Regions from separate parts of the Homo sapiens genome. Here regions 1 and 2 are each linked to region 3. The links are chromatin loops, found by intact Hi-C in ENCODE. Cell type or tissue: Caco-2. All regions are shown on one strand.

What was found. Peaks named below come from ENCODE experiments on the same cell type or tissue, not always from the same donor. Only the 100,000 strongest peaks of a DNase experiment are listed, where the experiment ranks them.
Region 1: a loop joins it to region 3, with 21 times the contacts of the local background. A loop is called at or near these places in 6 of 110 quality-filtered maps.
Region 2: a loop joins it to region 3, with 12 times the contacts of the local background. A loop is called at or near these places in 3 of 110 quality-filtered maps.

What each region holds. Positions count from the first base shown.
Region 1 is chr4:174,631,323-174,633,822 of GRCh38, reverse strand. LOC105377551 (a long non-coding RNA gene) reads right to left here. Exons shown (of 4, transcript XR_939494.3): 3 at 1,958-2,047. Among named protein-coding and RNA genes, the nearest start is that of HPGD, 110 kb to the right of the region's middle. In Caco-2, a CTCF peak has its summit at 1,459 (motif pointing right); no DNase peak of the experiment used is centred here.
Region 2 is chr4:174,713,478-174,715,977 of GRCh38, reverse strand. It overlaps GLRA3 (glycine receptor alpha 3), which reads left to right. Exons shown (of 10, transcript NM_006529.4): 5 at 408-490. Among named protein-coding and RNA genes, the nearest start is that of GLRA3, 110 kb to the left of the region's middle. In Caco-2, a CTCF peak has its summit at 1,404 (motif pointing right); a DNase peak (open chromatin) is centred at 1,377.
Region 3 is chr4:174,221,176-174,223,675 of GRCh38, reverse strand. No RefSeq gene overlaps it. Among named protein-coding and RNA genes, the nearest start is that of LINC02268, 2.0 kb to the right of the region's middle. In Caco-2, a CTCF peak has its summit at 1,191 (motif pointing left); no DNase peak of the experiment used is centred here.

The DNA of each region.
Region 1 (2,500 bases), 410 kb before region 3:
TGAAATTTCAAGTCACCAAATATACAACTAGGGAAATTATGTTCATATGCCTTATTCACCTAATGGATAATATAATTTCATTTCTGAAAAGAAACTTTAAAAAGTAATATTAATGTGCTAGTATAAGTCATGAGTTGCTTAATGACAGGAATATGTTCTAAGAAATGTGTCATTAGATGATTTGTCATTGTGTAAACACCATAGGGTGTATTTCTATATACCTACATGGGATAGACCACTACATCTAGGCTAGAGTATATGGGATAGTCTGTTGCTTCTAGGCTACAAACCTGTACAGCATGTTACTATACTGAATAGTGCAGACAACTGTAATACGATGGTAAGTATTTGTGTTTCTAAACATATGTAAGCATAGAAAAGGTACAATAAAAATATAGAATAAAAGGTAAAATGCAGTACACCTATATAGGGCATTTAACTTGAAAGGAGCCTGCAGACTGGAAGTTGCCCTGAGTAAGTGGTGAGTGAGTATGAAGTCCTAGGATATTATTACACTACTGTTGACCTTTTTTTTTTTTTTTTTTTTTTTGAGATGGAGTCTCGCTTTGTAGCCCAGGCTAGAGTACAGTGGCGTGATCTCAGATCACTGCAACCTCTGCCTCCCGGGTTCAAGCAATTCTCCTTGCCTCAGCCTCCTGAGTACCTGAGATTACAGGCGCCCACGACCATGCCCAGCTAACTTTTGTATTTTTTAGTAGAGATGGGATTTCACCACATTGGGCAGGCTGGTCTTGAACTCCTGACCTCAGGTGATCCATCTGCTTTGGCCTCCTAACATGCTAGGATTACAGGCATGAGCCACCATGCCCAGCCACACTACTGTAGAGTTTTTAAAGGCTGTACACTTAGGCTACAGTAAGTTTAATTTTTGAAATTTCTTTAATAATAATTAACCTTAGCTTCATAAATTTTTTACTTAATTTTTTACCTTTTAATATGTGTTATATATTGTATTCTTAAGCAACAAAATATAGCAAGTTCACCTGCTGTTATAAGCATGGTAAATCCCTAAGTGATCAAAATGTTTGATGCTTATCACTCAGAAATACAGTTAAAGAGTATAAAAGGTATTTAATGTGCAGTTATCTATTTTAATGTCATTATTTTGTCCTCTACTTCCTAAGTGAGGTGACCTGAACCACTTTGGTGTCTTTACTGATCATTATAACTACTAACCAAGTATATACTGAAAGGTTTTTACTAAATAAGAATATAATTACAGACAGCAACATACTATGTGCTGCATACTTTTAGTTTCAAAAACTCCCCTGAATTATTTAAAGAACAAGTATACATATCCAAAATTGTAATTTTTAAATTTCCTATAAATTTTAGATCATATTCAGTAGGTATCTAAGGTTGTTACATTTTTCAAAGATTATACATTCTTGTATCTTATAAATGCAGCTAGAACATAAGCCACTCTATGCCTAAACCACAAGAGGGCTCCCTCTCATTGGTTTCGGAATTGTAGATGTCATTCAAAAAAAACCATGAGGCTAATTTCATTAATGATTGGGGGCAAGATTTTGGCATAAAAGGGTGTTTTAAATCTTTTTAATACAACAAGTCAATATAAACCTTATACTTTAACAGCTTCATTAAACAGTTTTGTGGCAGAACTTTCTCAAAACCCTTATTTACAAGCAATGAAATGGAGCCTAAGGATATAAGGCAATTTTGTTCGAGGCTACTGATGCTAGTCACTGTTGAAGCCAGAACTATACTCTCCATCAGTCTCTGTTCTTGATCTTCAAATTGTAGTAAGAGGGTTTAGCAACTGTGAGATAAATGCTAATATCTTCCTGTGGAGACAATTTTACTATAAAGTTTGAAAGAAATACATACTAAAAATGTAAAATTAGAATGAGTATAAAATCTGAAACAGAAACAGAAAAAAAATTCAGTGTTACAGAAGAGAATATGCCATAGATACCTGTTTTGTCTTCCAATTACTTTCCAATTTCACTAAGGCTTCTTGGTGGAAATGTTTAACCATCGCTGGAAACCATGCTGCTCTCTTGAGCTAATTTAAGAAATAGAAAGACAGGGTACTGATGAGTATGTATATTAATTTCGAAGTCAAGAAAGCATGTGCAAGGGTCTCATTAGCATTTAGATCCCTAACATGAAGTTCCTGTTCCACTTCTCTGTGCTTCATTTGAAGTCAATGTACTCTTCCACACAGTTGACTGAATGCCAAAATGTTGGATATGCTAAATGTAGACACAACTTTACATGCAAAAAGAAGATGAAGAGACAAAGAGAATTCTCGCTTAGTTCTCCATTATTATAGCATATAAGAAACCTCTACCTTAAAATACTAAAACAACTGGTTTATTTGATTGAGTTAACCAGCCATTAATAGTATAAAGATTTAGCACCATGGTATCACATATATAAGAGATAGAATCTATGGAATATCAAAATATGTTGTCAAGATGGCCACGTTTTAGTTACAATTATATGTCATGTTCTT
Region 2 (2,500 bases), 490 kb before region 3:
CTCTTGAATTTCTCTTTTGAGGATGTCGTCTTGGAATACAGACATTTTCTAGACATCCACAGCCCTTTCTAATTGAATAAATAAACATATAGATATATAAATATGACGGGATGCTTATATTTAGGTTAGTGCAAAAGTAATTGCTGTTTTGCCAGCACTTTTAATGGCAAAACCCACGATTACTTTAGCACCAGCCTAAGATATGCAATTATCCAACCCCCAGCCCACCAAAGCCAGATTTGTATATAAGGGCATAGCTATTTTATAGTAAGTAGGATACATAAGCTGGAGAAATTTTTACTTAAATCTGAGTTAGTCACCAGCAAAGCAACATTGTTTCTCCTGTACAATAGAATATTAATATAATGTCATAAATTTCCTTTAAAAATAATTACTTTGACTTTCAGATTAACATTAACACTTTCCTGTCCAATGGATCTCAAGAATTTTCCCATGGATGTACAAACATGTATAATGCAACTGGAAAGCTGTAAGTATGAACCACTTACTTTTTAAAATACTTTTACATTATAGTAGATACAAGCTTTTAATGCCTAATATGGATAATTTATTTTGTAATCATTTTGGTCACATATTTACTGAATAGGCATGTAACCTTTCACCAGGTACTGAAAATAATGATACCTATCAACACATGCACTCCACACTATGAGAAAGAAACAAATTGAGGATCTAAAAATAACAGATTTTCAAAGCTTGATATTTAGATATGTGTTTCCATACACATCATCAGAAGTGAAAAGGATGGTAATCATTAAAAACAAACTATCACTTATTTATTGGGAGCCTCTTCTCAACGAAGTGTCTATATATATTTTTTCTTATACTGACAACAAAGATATTGTTATCCCTACGTTTTCAAATGTGAAAGTGGTCATGTTGAATGGTTGAGTATTCGGCTCCAACTCACAAAGGTGACAGTGACAAACTGCCTCCAAACCTATGCTGCTTCAGATAAGCAATGTTTATTATTTTAATATCACTCTGCTGGGTATGTTATGTATGTTAGCTCAGAAGAAAAAATGTCTCACACTTTCTCACAGATTTATTCAAGCTTTCAGGTATTCCTCTACATTTCTTCTTTCAAAGTAGACCCATATGCCTCACTGATCAACGTTAACACAGATGAACATTTCACATCCTACCCTTTCTCTGATCTATATAATTAGTCCTAAATTAATTGTTTACAGTGTTTAATCTCATATAAAAATTAAGCAATATGCAATATTTTACCTTATGACAGTATGTTATCCGAGGGGGAATAAAAGGACTGTTTGACACATTCCTTGAGGAAAATTTGAAGGCCGAGCCTCAGACTCCAGGTGTCAAAGACAAGGCTTGTAGTGTGATGGAGCTGTCACTAGATGGCAGACCAACTTTGTGGGGCAACGTGACTATACCCCTCCCTCTCCTGTTTGGTTTTTCTTAAGAAGTGGAAATATCAATTTCTCTGATAACTCCTCCTTGGAAAATTTAAATTGATTACTTTTATAAGTAGTTCTTAAATAATTAGCATACATATGGATAAAGTACTAACGTAAATGAGAGGAAATAAAATAAATTAAAATTTGGGGGGCTACTTAGCAATCAATCTACATGGGGAGAAGCAGCAGACCTGATTTTGAAATTGAAGAAGGGCAATTTGAGGACAGGCTGATTGTATATCTTGGTTGAAAAATTAAGTACATTTAGGGCAAAGAGTTTAAAATGTGCGGGACCCTCTAAGTGGCACCCTAAAATGGTTCAACATATAAGGGGCAAGAAAATTGTTTGGTCCTTGCTGTACCTCTTAAAGATTATTTTAGTTAAATGAACCAAGATTGTTTAAGAAGTTTTCATAATTTTCCAGAAAAAGAACAGAAAGTAGGACAAAGAGCAATTATGTGGAAGGTAGAAACAGGAGAGGCTGATTCGCAGTGGTTGTGAAGTCACTGAATGCCTGTGTGTCAGAGAGAAATAGCTTAGATAAACGGATCAGATTAGAAGCATTGATGAAGAAAGGGAACAGGGGATGAGAAGCAAATGTTGATGGGACAATTGATAAAATCCATCTTAATATGTTTGAGGTCTGGGAAATTTAGGTCTAAAGCCAAAGAGGGAGTGAAAAGTGAAGATCAACTATTAAAAGCCATATACAGAGTGGTTCAAGAATCAGATGAAATAGCTGAAGAGGCGAATGTAGAGAGGAAATAAAACACAAACAAGAACAGACGCTTAAGAAATGCCTACATTTAGAAGTTGTTGGAAAAAATTCCAGACAAAGGCAAAGATGGCAAATTAAAATCAACACGATTCAACCTCGAAAGAGAAAGGACTGTGAAGGAGTTCTGTGTAACAAAATCAAATGCTGCAAAGAAAGTTTTGTAAGGTACTTGAAAAAAGCAATTGTTATTGTTAACGAAGACAAATGTGATTAGAATAATGATGGTCAAAGCTGGAATCTAAAAAGGTTTTTTGTTTTTAGGTGAGTGATGAGGAA
Region 3 (2,500 bases):
ATGTTTTACTAATAATTATGTCCTTAGACACACAGTCTTGTTGGGGAGAACATTTTCACAAAGAAAAATATTTATCTCTAAAATCTCACTTTATTTATGTATTTTTAGAGAGTGGGGTCTTGCTATGCTTCCCAGGCTGCTCTTGACCTCCAGGGCTCAAGCAGTCCTCCTACCTTGGCCTCTCAAGTAGCTGGGACTACTGGTGAGTGCCACCATGCCTAGCTAATATCTCACTTTTGGATTAGAGGCTACTCATCTGAAAACAAAGATACAGATTTCATATGTTAGACAAGCACAGAAAAATCTCAAACTCTATATTTAAACAACCCTACAAGTGTTCTACATCCTGTATAAACCATTTTTCAAAGACGGAAAGATTTTTTTTCTTTAATCTCTTTGGGAGATCTAAAGATGCATAAAGATCCAATTTCATTGAGAGAAAGAACACAATTCTTTACCAAAGAAAAGGTGTGATTAAATGAAGTAATTGTGTTTCTTTGCTATAAATGTGAGATCTCACTTAAATGGTCTCTGAAAACAAAATACATGCATAAAGGCCCAATTTCACTGAGAAAAATATCACAATTCTTTTCCAAAGAAGAGGTCTGATTAAATGAAATAATTTTATTTCTTTGCTATAAATGTGAGATCTCACTTAAGTAGTCTCTGAAAATAAAATATATTCATAATTGCATGTATGTACATATGGGCATATGTGTTTGACTACTTATCAGCATGGATGTTATTGTAAGATGTTAGTGTTTTGGACACTAACCCCCCACATCAGCAAATCAAAGTGTGATATCTAAATTGATCTAGGTAAATTTGAATAAAATTGAACCAACGCTTTGTGGTCCTTCTGCAAAGCCAGATGTTCAGACCCTTAGGCAGATTTCATAATCCACACATCTGGGGGCACAGAGAAATATAGGGAGGAAAAGAGAAAAATCTCTTAAGGTAAGCTGGGGGATCTTGTAGATGGGCCACTAGGGAACACAGCTGGCTCTCTTCTTGAAGAGATGAGCCCCAAGCAAAGAATGCTTTGTAAAACTGAACACAGAGTGAATCCTGACCGTTAGCTATTAACTGTAGAGCTCAAAAAGAGACTTTACAAATATCATTACAAACAAAATATGGTGGAAATTTTCATAGAAAGCCACATTCTTTGTACCAAATTTTGCTCTGCAATAGGCAGTCACTTTTGCACACCTTGCCACCTAGTGGATAACCTGAAACCTACAGGATTTTTCCCCTTAATTTCCATGCTCTGCGGAAAAGTTCCCCAACTCTACCAAGGGAAGGTTATTTTGTTTGTTTTAGTCATTGGTGCTCCGAGAATTGTAGTAAACAGTCAACAAATAGTTGTTACATTAATAATAAACATTAAGTTGAGGCATACTTCATTTAAAAACTATTGTTATGGGGAATGTAATGGAAAAGATAGACAATATGATGTTGGCAAAATGTGTTTCCTAACTGAAATGAAAGTTTTGAATTATTTCAAAAGCAAATGCTGGGGGATCTATAGTTTCCTGTTAGAGATGTATCTACATAGCACATCAGGAAGAGGAGCCGGGCGCGGTGGCTCAGGCCTCTAATCTCTGCATTTTGGGAGGCCAAGGCAGGCGGATCACTTGAAGTCAGGAGTTCAAGACCAGCCTGGCCAAAATGGTGAAACCCCTGTCTCTACTAGAAACACCAAAATTAGCTGGTGTGGTGGTGGGCACCTTTAATCCCAGCTACTCAGAAGGCTGAGGCAGGAGAATCTCTTGAATCCGTGAAGTGGAGGCTGCAGTGAGCCGAGATCATGCCACTGCACTCCAGCCCGGGCAACTCCAGTCTGGTCAACAGAGTGAGACTCTGTCTCCAAACAAACAAACAAAAAACAAAACAAAAGCAAACAACAACAAAAAGAGATGTCATTATTGCTCTGTGTAGACAAATCATCCAGATAATTTAATTTAGCCATTGAGAGCCTACCCTTCTTTCTTCCAAGATATCCCAAATAAAACTAACTGTAAAAGCAAATATCCTTGCTCCTTTGTCTAGACACCATTGCTACTTTCATTCTTGCTTTGGGCTGTGATGCTTGCTACTCCCTTTTTCTGCTGTCCCAAATTATGAAGCCCTTTTATTCATTTAAAAAGAATACCTATGCATATGTATAAATATATATATATATTTTTCCTTTTTCTAAATAACATTTTATTCATTTTGACCATGTGACTCATTCGTATGGTCAATGAGCCCAAGGTGTTGATGACTCTTAAACATGTTTCTCCTAGCATAAATATTGGTGGCAAAAAGCAGAATAATGATCATAGTTTTGAAATAGAGAATACCATTAATGTCTTTGATTTTTGAAAATGATATTTTAAAAAACAAACATGACTATGTCGTGATACCTTAAAATTCAGGCTGAAAACAATTTATTAGGTAATCCACTTCAGGTTTCTTTTGCAGGAGGATTATTTTCCATTTTCTTATGGATTATTTTCCA